2 separate regions of the Homo sapiens genome follow, and region 1 is linked to region 2. Evidence: chromatin loops called from intact Hi-C (ENCODE). Cell type or tissue: IMR-90. All regions are shown on one strand. Links, peaks and the distances in the headings refer to the core of each region. The heading gives the core; the rest is flanking DNA.

Region 1 (7,785 bases), core at 2,623-5,122, 520 kb after region 2:
TTCAAGATGTGCTTGGTCAGGAGGCAGACCCCTGCCTTTTCTGCTCATGGCCACAGATACTCAACTGAGGTCAGAAACTGCTCCTGCCATCTTCCCGCAGGGCAGTCTTTAGTCCTGTGGCGGGGGCAGAATGCCCCTGACCTTGTAGGCTCTACTTTGTATGTGTACATGTCTGCTGAGCCAAAGCTGTTGAAAGTGAAAGGTCTGTCACTTTGAACCCAGTCTACTTGTCCCTGGTCTGTCAGCCAGAAGGTTCTACTGGTGATGGCAGGAGAACAAGGAGCCTGCAAGGGAGCCCATCTACCTTCTGGTACCACTGACTTCCCTCTCCCGGCCCTGCCTGCTCTTTTGGTTTGTGCTGCCAAAATCAGGGTTTTTCAACCCTTGTTACTCATTTAAATCACCTTGAGAGGTTTTGAACAATACCTATGCTAAGGCCCCGGGTACCAGTATTTTTCAGAAGCTCCCCAAGTGGTGCTAATGTGCTGTTAGGGTTGAGACTCCACAGGTCATAACCCTGAGCTGTCGCACTGTAGGGACACGGCCTGCATGCATGGGATGGGGCAAACAACTCCTGATGCCAAAGCATTCGGCCCCAAGTAAGGGTCTTCCCCACCAACAAACACTCTGCCTTCTGGGTCAATCAACATTTGTCAGGTCTGGAGGAATCTTGAAGTGAAAATGATCTTTAAATTTGCTTGAGAGTTGGCACGTTTTCCACTAGGAAGAACAATCAAAACATTTGCAGTGAGGCAAAGGCAATGTCTTACAGAGCCCAAGAGAGGTGAGCCTCAGGTCTACAAAGCTGCCTTAAGAAAGGCAGAGCTGTCTGTTCCCCAGGTTGTGTTCCAGAAAGACACTTGTTCAGCAAATAGAGATACGTATTGATGAAAACTAAAAGGGTCAACACTAACAAACACGCCAAGGACGTCCTAACCAACGTGGATGGGCCCTAACAGAAGGGCCTACACAGTCCTCTTCCTTCTCTGATAGGAAACCTTTCTCTCCAGGCCATAAAAACCTAGAGAGGAAACATGGATCATGAGGGCCCAGGTGAATTCCCACCCACCACCTTCTTGTGTATGGGAAAAAGCCACCCTCCTCTCTATGAACTGGGACTGTGAAGCTGTAAAAGAAAGTCACACAAGAACCTGAGCACTATCGCTGTTTGATACTGGCTATCATCAGTTCATGTCATCCACGGAACCGGATCTATCTTAAATTTTTTGTGTGGCGTCATTTTTGTTCCATCCCAGCACAGCCAACTATGGAAACAGAGCTTCAGGAAGAGAAGGGCCTTTCAACTGTGTTGAAAGGGCCCAGAGATTTCAGCTGCCAAGTCCTAGAGGCAATCAGAATGGCACCTGGCAGTGTTAACGAACTGAATGCAACATTTTTGAAAGGAGAGGTTTCTGTGGAACTGGAAAGGGGCTCTGGTTGTTTCCAGCTCACCACCAAAACTGGCTGGCCACAAAGAACCCAGGCAGGATGTACTCTGCTCAGACACACCCTCAGAGGGTGGGCAGGAGAGAGTGGACCCACAACTCCTGTTAGCCCAGAGGAGGGGTTACAGCTCTTGCTGCTTAACCTGAGAAATTTCCAGAAATTTCCTACCTGCTTCTACTGCAGAATAATCATCTGGCGACTGTTTCTAGTGAGCATGTCCCATGCAACAGGCTTTCCTGAGCCCCCGAAAGAGCATACAAGTCAAAGGAAAAAGGACATGAGGATGATTTATTTGGCAGTCAGATCTTAAGAGGGCAGCAGAACTAGCAAATGGCCAACCCTGAGCCCAAATGTGGGCAGTAGGTTTGTGTGTGCTGAATGCTGGCTATGCTATGAGGCACCTTTGCGCCCACGGGCCTGGACCCCGGCCTCTGTCCTCAGAGGTGAGGGCTGCCTTTCTAACCTTCCCATCTCCATCCCTGGATCTTTTTACCAGTTAGAAGCTGCAGCAAGGATGGCAGCTTCATTCAGCACCTAACTGCCTGTACCCCACCCACCCAGGAGTCAGGCAACTCCTCAATCCCTTTTTCATTCCTCAGGGAAAGCATACTGAGTCTTCTTTGACTTAAAAACAAAAAACCTCACCAAAATAGGCTCTGCTATTTCTTCTCTTCCCACCCTGGCCCGCCCCCCATTCCTGACAGTGCCTTACATCACAAACTAAGTCCTCTTAACACAGCAGGCAGCCCACCTGCCACTCTCCTCTCCAAGGTTTCCCTACAGGGGTGAGGAGCAGGAGGAGTAAATAACTTAGTTACAATACCATTGAGACGAAAAATAATACTGCTATTTTTAACATGATCCCCTGTATCTTTCAGGCTGGGTCATGTTCCCAGCCATGGGCAATGTGCCCTTGTGCTGTGTCCTCCTCCTCAGGCAGGGCAGAACCCTTCTCCATGCAGGCCCTACATTCCTCTGCCCTGGCTCCAGGGCCAAACTGCAGGGGCATCTAGCTTCTCACCCTGCCCAGCTGTGGTTTTAAAGCTACAGGACAATGTAAACTTTGTTTCCCTGGCCCAGCAAGGCTCCTCCTCCTCCTCCACTCTTAGGAATGTCAGTAGCTCCTTGGAGTCTCCTGTGCCACTGGCTGAGGCAGCCTCTCTCTCCAAGGGGCTTCGGCCATGGTCCTGGCCCCACAAGATGGAAGGATCCATCTCCAGAAGTCAGGGCCAGATGTGTGTGCTTAATGCGAAACACAGTACAGTTTTTGCCTTCATCCAGAGCTGGGGCATGGAGGCCCAAAACAGTAATAACATCTCATTAATGGCTTGGTTTCTGTCTAGCATTCACTGCTGGAATCCAGGCTTCAGGCTGCGAGACCCGGAAGGCCGCCACAGGGGGCTGCTTCCAAAGAACCCAGTTCGCGGCATTCTACAAGGCGCACAGCACCTGCTGCTCTCCAACGAGGCTGGGGTACAACTAGAGGCGGTTGTCTCCATTGACCCGAGTCCTTCTTGGGGCCCTGGACAGAAGGGAAGAGTGTCCTTACTGGCAGGCAGGGCCTTGCAGCCCAATGCCAGACAATATTACAACTTTTCTACCCAGGAGAAAGAAACACTGAAGAAGGAGGACCTAGCCACTGCCTTCCTGGCTCTAGCACCCCTCCATCTTCCTCACCTTCGTTCTCGACTGTCAAAATGGTCTGCGAGATGCTCCTGGGAGATGCGGAAGTCCTCAAACGGCTGCTGGTAGCGGGATTCAAAGGAGCCTTCCCGGGCTCGGCCATGAAACAGCTGGCCTGAGGCATCTGAGCCCCGCTCCCGCAGGGACGTACCACTGAAGGGACTGAGGTCACCATTCTCCTGCTTCAACGAAGCCAGGTGCACAAGAGGGTCAATGACTCCTCTGCACTTCTAGAGGCTGCTGCCTGGCTCTCCTCCCACCTACCCCAGGCCAGCCCACCCCTGCTGCAGATACCTTGGCAGGGAAAATGTCAATCTTGATCAGCAGGGAGGCCAACTCCAGGTCCTCACTGTAGTTGTTCTTCAAAGGCACTGCTCTGTATCCTAGGAGGAGGAAAAGCCTGGCCCTCAGCCCACGAGGGACAGAGCAAGGGGCCCAGCCCCACCCTGCCAGCAAGATTGCAGGGGCACTGCCTCCAGGAATGGTCCTCACCTGTCTTCAGGCCTTTTACTGGGAAAGTAGCCTGAGCCAGGAAATTCTGGTCACTAAACATGTCTTCCTCATACACCACGAAGCGCAGAAAGGCAAATTCAGGGTTACTGATCTGGAAGTGGAAGGGCTTGGCTGGCCATACAGGGTTGAGTCCATTGTCCACTGTGAAGGCAACGACAAAAGGCTTCAGGTCACCGTGGGAGAGGATGGGATGACTGGTGGGGAGAGGCTTGCAGTGCCCCAGCAGGATGAGGAGGATGACTGGGAAGACAGACTGACCCACAAACTCTGTCTTCTGCTTGGTGCTGTCATACTCAGCTCCAGCCACCTCAATCTCCACAAAAGGACACACAATGCCTCGGCCATTCTTTGGCAGATGTCGGGCCCCCAGCACCTGTAGGCAGACAAAGAAGGGCCTGGGATTGTCCTTCCTGCTCCCTCCAATTCCCCACTGCGGAGGCTCAGTCAGCATCTGTGGAGTGGAGGCAGCGCGCCCTCTGCTGGGCCCCCGGGACACTGCCCATGGAGTCCCTCACGACATCAGGGACCCTAAGCTGTCCAGAGCAGCTGCTGCCTGTAGTTTATCTGAAGTCTGAGCTTTAGCCAAAATTTCCATGTGAGTTTTGCAATCTACTTCATGTTAAATCCATTACTATTTTAACACAGAAATCTTTTAAATGACCTCCCCTTAGGGAAAAAAAAGATCTCATCAGAACAAAACAAGTCATCAGAACAAGTCACACCATGGCTCTGCACGTCCTAGATGCATACAGTGACTGCATGCTATCTTCACCCCTTCAAAGACTCAGCTCAGGCCCCACCCACCCTGACCACCTTGATGCCTGAAAATACCTACTTTTGGAGAACTCAACATAAACAGACTCCAACGGCAAGCAGCCCCTTTCCTACCCTGAAGCCCAGATGAGCAGCACCCACCTCAATAGAGATGGCACATGGCTCCAGCCCGCGGAGGCTGCTCTTGTCAAAGGGGTCGAAGGCCTCATCCCGCATGGTGCTTGGCTGCAGCACGTAGCCACAGTGCCTGCCCGTCATGAAGAGGGCCTGGTTCATCTGCATAGGCTTGTCTGGAAGAGGCAGATTATGGTGTATTCCAGTCCAGCTGCCCCACAGTGCCCCTCCTCACCCTCCTCACAGGGGACTTCCTCACCAGGGGTCTGGAAGTTGAGGGCCACAAGCTGACTGCCACAGATCCACATGGGCAAAGGATCGTAGTTGGAGGAATCCAGTCGCTGGCCCTTGGGGTAGATGCGGGAGAGCTGCAGTCGATTGTACTGAAGGAACTTCTTGCCTTTGGCCTTGTTCACGTATTTCTCAGCCTTGGTTTCCGGGAAGGATGACATGTCCCGGTAGCAAGCACGTTCTGTGCCAATCTCTGGGCCAAACAGGGAAAACACTTACAGAGCCCGCCCACCCAGGAAGTGTTGGGGGGATACCTAAATACTCTTTTTGCACCCACCAGGCCCTCCAGGCACATGCACACCCCGCCTGGGCCCTGGCCCTTACTCTCTTCATCAAAGGGAACAGGCCGGCAGTAGACGACAAGTTCAGAGAGCTCCAGGGCAATCTTCTTCCTCCGTTCCATTATCTTCCCTTCAGTGAGCTGGTGACACACACAAGGCCCTGTAGCCCCAGGCTACAGCCCTGCCCAGGAGAAGGAAGCCCCTGCCAACCTTGGGCATGCCCACACTGCAGGTGCTCTGGGCCCCTCTCCCACCTTCCCCTGTACCTTCCAGACACCACACCCAACAGTAAATGAGGGAGCTCTGTCCTCAGCCTCATCCTGAAATCATCTTTCCTCTTTTCTGTCCCAGAGGACACATTTGCCCTCCAACCCTCTTAGGGGGGGTGGGGGATACAGACTCCTCATCACCACCCATGTTCCCAGTGACCTTCCAGGGATCCTGGAATTGGCCACACTCCCAAATGACACTTTCTGACCATTTATTACCCAGCCTCATGCTGGGGTAAAAATGATTCTTCTGTGTTACCTGTGACTGCACTGGGGATACAGGCCCCTGGCTTGGTTTCCATCTGTGTCCTAAGGATGATCCTCACTGCCTCAGCGCCCCCAACTCAAATATAACCACCCACTCTTCATGGCAAATCTCCATGCCAAATCTCTACAGAAGCCCACTTACAAGCACCCCAACCCATCCTCTCCTGGAGGACTTTCTTTCAGTGGCTTTTTTTTTTTTTTTTTTTTTTTGAGACAGAGTCTTGCTCTGTCGCCCAGGCTGGAGTTCAGTGGCGTGATCTCGGCTCACTGCAATCTCCACCTCACGGGTTCAAGCGATTCTCCTGCCTCAGCCTCCCGAGTAGCTGGGATTACAGGTGCCGGCCAACATGCCCGGCTAATTTTTGTATTTTCAGTAGAGACAGGGTTTCACCATATTGGCCAGGCTGGTCTCGAAGTCCTGACCTCAAGTGATCTGCCCATCTCGGCCTCCCAAAGTGCTGGGATTACAGGCGTGAGCCACCACGCCCGGCCTCAGTGGCTCTTACATTCAGACTCTTCCCTTTTCAGCCTAGACCCCCAGATCCAGTCCTTCAACCACCTGGTATGCCAGCACCTTTTCCTTCTAGGGGACAGCCTGGCAAGCACCCTATCCCTTCTCTATTTGGCTTGCGGGTGCCCTCTCCAAAGCAGCTACAGACCCATCTACCAAATGCACTTGGTGAAAGGGCCACCAAGTAGGAATTCCCTAACCCTTGAGAATACTTCTCTGTTCCCCCAGGCTCAGGGGAAGAGGCCACCTTCTCCAGAAGGCTGGTCCTACCAGCTAAGCTTGGGCTCCATCTCCTCCCACACGCTGCTCGCTCCTTTCAGCCATCTGCATGAGAGCCTGCTCAAACCCCAGTCACCTGTTCTCTCCCTCAAGGACAGGCCCTACAAAGGCTCTGCTTTTGCCATTCCAGACTCCCTGCTGCCCACTGCCATCTAATGCCAGCCATGCTGCTGATGCAGCTCAAAAGTCTCACAAGGGCTATTAGCTGCTGCTGAATCCAAAGGGCACTTGCAAGTTCTTATCGTTCCTGTCTTTACCTCTGTAGCTCTCAACACAGCAGACCCTCTCCCTCACCAGTGGCCTGCAGTCTGTCTGACCTGCCTTTCCTGGGCTCCTTTCCTCGCCCATGCCTTCTCATATGGAGCTTCTCAATCCATCCCAAGTTCTCTTCCTATGCGACACCACCTCATCCCTTCTATGCCTCAGCCCCCACTCCACTCCTGCTTCCAGCCCAGGACTTCTCCTCTTACCTCTGGTCTTGTGTATCCAATTGCCCACTAAGCAGACCCACTTCAACGACCCATCAGTATCTCAAACTCAACACAACCTAAACACACCACATTGCATCTTATGTGTCTGTTTCTTCTCAATCCCTAGCTAAGGCAGGGGCTGTGGCCTATCTAGCATAGGCCATCGGCTGCCCCACTGCTCTGAGGGGGCCTGTGCTGGGAGCTGGAGGCCTCAGCTGCCTGACGGGCCCACACACTGCCCCCCAGAAGGTTCCAGCAGAATCTCACCCTGGCGTCTGCTGTCTGGGCCACTTCACGGATCTTTTTCACCCAGTCCTGCAGCTCCTCCTGTGAGTCGGCAGCAACATCCAGGGACCAGTGGGCCACCGACGCCATGCTGATGGAGAAGACGAAGAGCCGGTTGTTCTTGCCCTCAGGACGGATGGCTGGGAGGGCGAGAGCAGATAACAGCTGGGAATAGACATCTCACCCCCTCCACCCCACTCCACACCGCAGGCACTGGCTCAAATGAGTTCTATCTCATCCCATTTCCTCCTTCCCACACCCCATGAGGGGAAGGACTACTCTGCTGGCCCATTTGACAGATGACGACGCTACAACTCAAACAAGTCACTGCTGGTTGTGGTGGAGCCAGTGTTCCAACTCAGCTCTGACTCATGCTTCTTCCTCAGGCCGTGTCTCCCTCTCCACCCCATCTCCAAGCCTCTGTCACATCCCTGTGGTACAACCCATTAGGCCTGGGGATGTCAGCCAACCAGCAGCATCAACTTTGTTCTGCTGATTCTGACGGGTTCCCCAGTGCCTGGCATAGGTAAACATGCAGGGGTCAAAGCTGACAGTGACAAAGGGAGCCCAGGGTGTCAAGGGGATGTCCAGAGCATGGGGAG
Region 2 (7,785 bases), core at 2,471-4,970:
AATAATAGCTATGCGGAGGGAGAAGAAGGAAGTAGTGCAGGGCCAACCATGGAGAAAGGAATGTTTTACTGAAAGGGAGGACACAAGGTCTGAGGCAAATCATTCTGTTTGATTCTCCTTCACACCCAAAGTATCTCCATTACGGTAACATTTGGTTAACCACAGCACCAAAGTCAGTGTGAAGAGGGGAATATAGATTCAGGTAGTTGTCATATGCCTGTAATCAAGGCCAAAGCAGGAGGATCGCTTGAAGCCAGGAGTTCAAGACTAGTCTGGGCAACAGGGGGAGACCCCATCTCTACAAAAAATACAAAAAATAGCTGGGTGTGATGGCATGAACCTGCAGTCCCAGCTACTTGGGAGGCTGAGCGGGGAGGATCACTTGAGCCTGGGAGGTGGAGGTTGCAGTGAGCTGAGATCGTGCCACTGTACTCCAGCCTGGGTGACAGAGAGAGACTATGTCTCAAAAAAAAAAAATTGTCATCACAGTACAATTGAACTGGTATTAGTTCACCAATCATTTCAAGTCGCTTTTCAACAAAAACAAAGAGGAAAAAAAGCAGTAGCACAGGCCCCAAGACAAAATTGCACAAAATAAACCCAATGTCCTGAGCAACTCTAGTTCTCATACTGGAAAAACAGCGACCAGATTACTTGTGATGGTGATTAAGAACACTATTTCCATGAGAACCGTTCAGTGTGGAAGCAAAAGCACAATCTCTACACAAGTAATAAAGAGTTTCGGCTGGGTGCTTACACCTGTAATCCCAGCACTTTGGGAGGCCAAGGCGGGTGGATCACCTGAGGTCAGGAGGAATTCAAAACCAGCCTGGCCAACATGGTGAAACCTCGTCTCCACTAAAATACAAAAATTGGCCTGGCATGATGGCGGGTGCCTGTAATCCAAGCTACTCAGGAGGCTGAGGCAGGAGAATCACTTGAACCCAGGAAGTATAGGTTGCAGTGAGCTGAGATCGCGCCATTGTACTCCAGCCTGGGTGAGAGAGCCAGCCTCTGTCTCAAAAAAAAAGAAAAAATTGGGAGGCTGAGGCGGGCGGATCACGAGGTCAGGAGATCGAGACCATGGTGAAACCCCATCTCTACTAAAAAATACAAAAAATTAGCCAGGCATGGTGGCGGGCGCCTGTAGTCCCAGCTACCTGGGAGGCTGAGGCAGGAGAACGGCGTGAGCCCAGGAGGCGGAGCTTGCAGTGAGCCGATATCACACCACTGCACTCCAGCCTGGGCAACAGAGTGAGACTCCGTCTCAAAAAAAAAAAGAAAAAATAGTAATAATAATAAAGAGTTTCAAGGAGAAAACACAGGGTGAGAGAAGGTGCAGTGGGGGGCACAAAGTGGATTTGAATCTGTATATGACACAAAAGTTCCCTGGGACTTAACCAACATCGTGTACATGGCACATGGTAGGAGCTTAATAAATGATGGTTACCCAGATACATGAATAGCTCACTCAAGGTTGTAGCTCACCACTCATAGATTCATCAAAGAAATATTTGTAGGCCGGGCGGGGTGGCTCATGCCTGTAATCCCAGCACTTTGGGAGGCCAAGGCGGGTGGATCATGAGATCAGGAGATCAAGACCATCCTGGCCAACATGGTGAAACCCTGTCTCTACTAAAGATACAAAAATTATCCAGGCGTGGTGGCGTGTGCCTGTAGTCCCAGCTACTCAGGAGGCTGAGTCAGGAGAATCACTTGAATCCAGGAGGCAGAGGTTGCAGTGAGCCAAGATTGCACTCCAGCCTGGGCAACAGAGCAAAACTGTGTCTCAAAAAAAAAAAAAAAAGAAAGAAAAAGAAAAGAAAGATTTGTAGAAAGCCTACCACGTGCCAGGTTCTGTGCTAGGCACCGATGATGTCACCATGAATAAGGAAGTTGAAGTCCTTGCCCCCACAGTCCTTCTTCAGAGAAATCTCCTTTGCAGACATTTTACATGGATCCCTCTACCTCTGTCTTTCTACATTCACAGACTGAATATGAGCCCATATCTATCAGACTTGAAGCCCCCATGGGCTGGTCCAAGGGTAGTACGTCATCCAAATTTATTAACATTAGTGTCACTAAGATTGCTATGCAACGCCCCACTGTGAAATTTGACTTGTCTTTTAAAAAATTAAATTAAATTAAACTAAAAGTTAAAAATAATGCCCACTTGAGTTGCTTCTGAAATATTCTCTTGGTCTCTGAAACCAAGTAGACTTACCCATGTAAAATTATCCTTGATGCAACCTTGGATTTCTATTGGCCTTTGTATTAGTCATCTATTGTTGCTTAACAAATTATACCAAAACTTAACAGCTTAAAATAACAAGCATTTATTATCTCATAGAGCCAAGGTGTGACTTAGCTGAATGGCCTGGCTCATGGTCTCTCATGAGGTTTCTTGCCATTAAGGTGTTAGCCAGGGATTTAGTCTCTGAAGACTCGACTGAGGCTGGAGGATCTGCTCCCAAGGTGGTACTCTGACATGACTAATAAGGTGACACTGGCTGTTGACAGTAGGCTCAGTTCTCTACTACATGGGTCTCTCAAGACTCCTAATGACATGGCACCTGGCTTTCCCTAGCATGACAGAAAGAGAGAGACAAAACCAGAGACAGAGAGACCAAGAGAGAAGCTATGATGTATTTTAACCTGATCTGAGAAGTGACATACCATAATTTCTCCTGTATTCTGTTTTTGGTGGGGTGTTTTTGTTTTTGTTTGTTTGTTCGAGACAGGGTCTTGCTCTGTCACCCAGGCTGGAGTGCAATGGCATGAACACAGCTCACTGCAGCCTCAACCTCCTGGGCTTAAGCAATTATCCCGCCTCAGCCTCCGTAGTATCTGGGACTACAGACTCACACCACCATGCCTGGCTAGTTTTTGTATTTTTTGTAGAGACGAGGTCTCATTTTGTTGTCCAGGCTGGTCTCTAATTCCTGGGCTCAAGCAATCCTCCTGCCTCGGCCTCCCAAAGTGCTGGGATTATAGGCATAAGCCACTATGCCCGGCCCTGCTTCTCCTGCATTCTGCTGGTGACACAGACCATTACTGCTGCTACATGGGAGGGGACCAGATAGGGTTTGAAAACCAGGAGGCAGGATCATTGGTGGCCCTCTTAGAAACTGCTTACCACAGTCTCCAAGAAGAACCCCCTCTCCCCCAAACTCCACCTAAACTCTGGAACAGGGAGGTGTGCAGATTTCACTGTTTCAAACTACGGAGGCCCACAACAAACAGTGAATTTACTCTGTCCTGGAAACTCATGTTTTAAGCCCAGTAGAACTGCTTTTCCTCAATTATACTTGAGCGTCATGCCATAGGCCTGCATAAAAGGACATTATAAGAAACAGCTCCAATTAAGTCACCGCTGTATTGCATCACTGTTCAGTCAGCTGACCCACGGGAAAAATATCTCTTTGGTCTCAGGGTCAGGAAAAGTTGAGCTTCTCCCAAATATTTGTTTTTCTCACATAAAATCTAGAATTTTATTACCACTCACATTTCCCTCTTTACTTTGGCCATTTGGAAGCTCGGAGCCAAATGTGTAAGCCTTTGCTGGTGTTGATCTTTTTGAGCTAATGTCATCCTGGAGTTATTTCTTCCACTTGTTTTCTATTTTCTCCAGCTACCTCAACTTTTTGTCTTATCCTTTTGTATATTTTGTACTTTTGTAATTCCCCTCAAAGCTTTTGTGGATTGAGATGGAGTTTAAATACACAATAAAATTAGTTTTTGCCCAAAAGACTGATGACCTGCATGTGCCATCTAGTGGTGAGAGAGACAACTGCCAGAATAGAAACCTCCCTGATTTTTCAGATGTGTTTTAGATGGGAGAGTGGTGAGTAGTGGGCAAGGGAAGAGGAGGGAGACCGGGCCCCCTCTGTGTGCTTTGTCAGGAAATTGAAACTGCTGAGGATTAAAGAGCCTCTAGGCAGGGCCAAGGAGCAGGTGATTCAATGGCTGGAAATGAAGATGATTTATCAGAATCTGAAGAAACAATCAAAAAATAGTGAAGAATGAGGAAGGCACTGGAAGTGGAAGGGTTAAGAAAAAAAACTGTTAGTAAAAGTAAACAATGAAAATGGACCTAATTGAAGCAAGTAATCACTTGAAAGGTGCTTAATGTAGGTTGATCACAGATGTGACCAGCCATTTTTTAAACATTCACATTAACTGTAGAAAGAAGCTTAGAGTCCAATGTTTTTATTTTACTTGAGAGAAAACTGGGGCACAGAAGCATTGAGCATCTTGTTCAAGGTCATACAGCCTATGAGCCCCAGGTCCAGGGTAACTCCTAGATCAGTCCTCTTTCCCCAGCACCACCCTACTCCTAACTGTATATAGCAGATGCTCATTTGGGCTTTCATTTTGCACACAGGGTTTCACAAGAAAAATGAGGTCATTACATAAAAATGCTGGATCCAGCATATTTTCAATGAATTATTACTAGCTGGTTTTGTAGCTACCCCCCTGACCTACCCCCAAAATGTCAGGGTGGTGGTTCAAAGCACTGGCTTCGTTAATCTTCACCATGTGGCAAGTCATCAGTTCACAATGATAGAGAAGGATTCCAGAAGCCAATGGCAGTAGGTGAGGGAGCCCCAATCTGGGGAAGAGAAAGTAAATTCACTCATCTACCATGTTAACCTAGCATCTGCTCTGGGCCAAGTTCTAGGCAGTTTGCTGGGGTGGCAATATCAACAATGCACTGGCCATGTCTGGAGCTATACGTATCCCATCTCCCTGTACCCTGACCTGTGTTCTTGGACACAACTTCAGCTAAAACTGAGGCATAGCTTGGATCTGGAGGGCCCTTGAAGACCTAGCCCAGGGATCTGTAGTCTCAAGTTGAATGTCTTGGAAACAGCCTGAAGTCAGGAACCAATGAGGGGGCTGGAGATACTGTCTAAAAAGGAACTTGAGACATTCCCATACTGGAAAGCACAAATATGGAACATTTTACTCATCTGAAAGAGTTCTATTAAACAGCACTGGCCAAGAGTGCCCTTTCCTGGATTTTCTGCTCCTCTGAGTCCTACCAGTTCTCCTAAGCCCTTCAGCAGCTGATATCAGCAGAGACTGATATGAGTCACTGATTCCTGGAAAAGACAGAACTCTGGTACAATGGCTGTTCCAAGTTGATGTCCTCAGAGGTACAAATGACACACCAGAGACAGAAGTTGTTTCTTAAACTTTCCGGGCTTCTGTGCTAGTAACGGGTGCCAGATGGGGCAAAAAGAACAGAAGGAATATTGAGGGGCTCAACCTTTGAGATCAGAAAGACCCAATTTCCTACCGAGGTTCTCCATTACTAGTTGGGTAATCTTTAGGCAGAGCCTTTGGGCACCAGTTTTCTTAGCAGCAAAAACTGAGAACTATGATTGTCACAAAGATTAAATGAGACAGTGGATGAGACAGTATCTGGCTCATGGGTAAGTGTAGATTTTTTACTCATCTCTTCTTGCGTCCTTTTGGATGCTAATTTCCACTCTGCCAAGGATAAGAACCACATGTCACCTTCTCATCAGGTGACAAGTGGAGGCTAGTCATGGCTAGCTGTTCCACTCATTCTCTTAATGAATATTTGTTATGAAAACAGCAATGGCCAGGTGTGGTGGCTCACATCTGTAATCCCAGCACTTTGGGTCACCTGAGTTCAGGAGTTTGAGACCAGCCTGACCAACATGGTGAAACCCCATCTCTACTAAATACAAAAAATTAGCTGGGCGTGGTAGCGCATGCCTGTAATCCAGCTACTTGGGAGGCTGAGGCAGGAGAATCACTTGAACCCGGGAGGCGGAGGTTGCAGTGAGCCGACATTGCACTGGACTCCAGCCTGGGCGACAGAGCAAGAATCCGTCTCAAAAAAAAAAAAAAAGAAAAGAAAGAAAGAAAAGAGCAACTGCCAGGCCTTGTGTTCTGCATCATACAAAGATAGAAAACACATCCCCAAGAGGAGGAGCTCACTGTCTCTTGGGAAAGACTGGTAGGCAAACCAGTAGTTACACAGCAGGGGGACAAGAAGTGAATTGAGAGTGCACAAGGAGAGCACAGAGGTGATGATATTTCAGCCAAGACAAAGTGTGAATAGAAGTTTGCCTGATCAGCAAGCACATAGGAGAGGGCATGCCAAGCAGAGATAACAGAACTTGCAAAAAAGGAAGACTGGAAAGTGAGGTAAATCCAATTACGAAGGTCTCTGAGCACTGTGCTGAGGAGTTTGAGCTAAAACTTGTAGGGGACACAAAGCCTCTAAAGGAAAGTCAAGTCATCATATTTGAGTACTGAAAATATTCCTATACTGCCAGTGTGGATATGGTTTAGAAGAGGCAAGACTAGGCTGGGTGCAGTGGCTCACACCTGTAATCCCAGCACTTTGGGAGGCCCGGCGGGTGGATCACCTGAGGTCAAGAGTTTGAGACCAGCCTGACCAACATGGAGAAACCCCGTCTCTACTAAAAATACAAAATTAGCCGGACGTGGTGGCGCATGCCTATAATCCCAGCTACTCATGAGGCTGAGGCAGGAGAATCGCTTGAACCTGGGAGGTGGAGGTTGCGGTGAGCCAAGATTGTGCCACTACACTCCAGCCTGGGCAACAAGAGTGAAACTCTGTCTCAAAAAAAAGAAAAGAAAAGAAGAGGCAAGACTGGTAAAAGGAAAGCCAGTCTCAATTTGTTCCACTCTCCCCTACTTCACTGTGTTCCAATCACAAGGGACTTCTCTGAGTTCCTTGAATTGCAAAACACCAAGCTCTTCCCCGCTCAGAGCCTTTGCACTTGCTGATCCCTCTGCCTGGACTACTCTTCTCTTGGCTGTTACACAGCTTCCTTCTTCTCAGCCTTCTTCAAGCATTTCAGACCAAACATTTCTTTCTTTCCCTAATCAATCTAATGTATCAATTTTCCTCCATTATTCTCTCTTGTAGCATCCTGGGGGTGGGGGTGTTCTATTTATCGCAATTTGACATTTTATTCTTATTTGTATTATGTGATCAGTAACTGTCTTCCCCATTAGGCTGTAAACACCATGAAGGTAAGGTTGTGTCTGCCCCTGTTCAACACCATGTCCCAGCACTCAACACACTGCCTGGCACGGTGCTAACACTCAATAAACACCGGATTTATGAGACTGTGAGTACAGCCGAGATGATCATGGCTTAACCAAGTAAGTAGCAGCAAACCTGGGAAAAAGAAACTAATGCTACACGAAGTAAACAGGATAGGTCTTGAGGCAGAATATGGCCTGGAGGCAGGGAACTTAAGGACTTGCTAGAATTAAATCAAATGAAACACTTCAGCTATGATAAGACACATCCTTTTTATTTATTTATTTATTATTTATTTGAGTCTTGTTCTGTCGCCCAGGCTGGAGTGCAACGGCGCGATCTCGGCTCACTGTGACCTCTGCCCGGTTCAAGTGATTCTCCTGCCTCAGCCACCAGGGGATTACAGGCGCATGCCACCACGCCCAGCTAATTTATTTTTATTTTTATTTTTAGTAGAGATGGGGTTTCACCATGCTGACCAGGCTGGTCTCGAATTCCTGACCTCAGGTGATCCGCCCGCCTTGGCCTCCCAAAGTGCTGGGATTACAGGTGTAAGCCACAACTCCCCGCCGAAATATCCTCTTTATTTACATAGGGCATACAATGCCTTTGTAACTTTTAACCTATTCATTTACATAAGGCATACACCAACTAACCAATGGAAACCTCTAGAGGGTATTTAACCCCCAGAAAATTCTATAACAGCGCTCGTGAGCCCCCATGCTCAGCCT

What was found. Peaks named below come from ENCODE experiments on the same cell type or tissue, not always from the same donor. Only the 100,000 strongest peaks of a DNase experiment are listed, where the experiment ranks them.
Region 1: it touches region 2 in a loop (5-fold over the local background); 2 of 110 quality-filtered maps call a loop at or near these places.

Annotation. Positions count from the first base shown.
Region 1 is chr20:41,169,650-41,177,434 of GRCh38, reverse strand. It overlaps PLCG1 (phospholipase C gamma 1), which reads right to left. Exons shown (of 32, transcript NM_002660.3): 24 at 7,166-7,323; 25 at 5,146-5,242; 26 at 4,790-5,014; 27 at 4,558-4,706; 28 at 3,901-4,015; 29 at 3,622-3,783; 30 at 3,424-3,512; 31 at 3,124-3,311; 32 at 1-2,968. The coding sequence ends at 2,926. Among named protein-coding and RNA genes, the nearest start is that of MIR6871, 4.5 kb to the right of the region's middle. RefSeq lists an enhancer at 3,871-3,920. In IMR-90, for the core only: a CTCF peak has its summit at 4,116 (motif pointing left); a DNase peak (open chromatin) is centred at 4,174; H3K27ac peaks cover 1,579 bases.
Region 2 is chr20:41,693,964-41,701,748 of GRCh38, reverse strand. LOC124904905 (a long non-coding RNA gene) reads left to right here and starts at 7,574. Exons shown (of 2, transcript XR_007067588.1): 1 at 7,574-7,785. RefSeq lists a silencer at 2,245-2,539 and an enhancer at 7,750-7,785. In IMR-90, for the core only: a CTCF peak has its summit at 3,771 (motif pointing left); no DNase peak of the experiment used is centred there.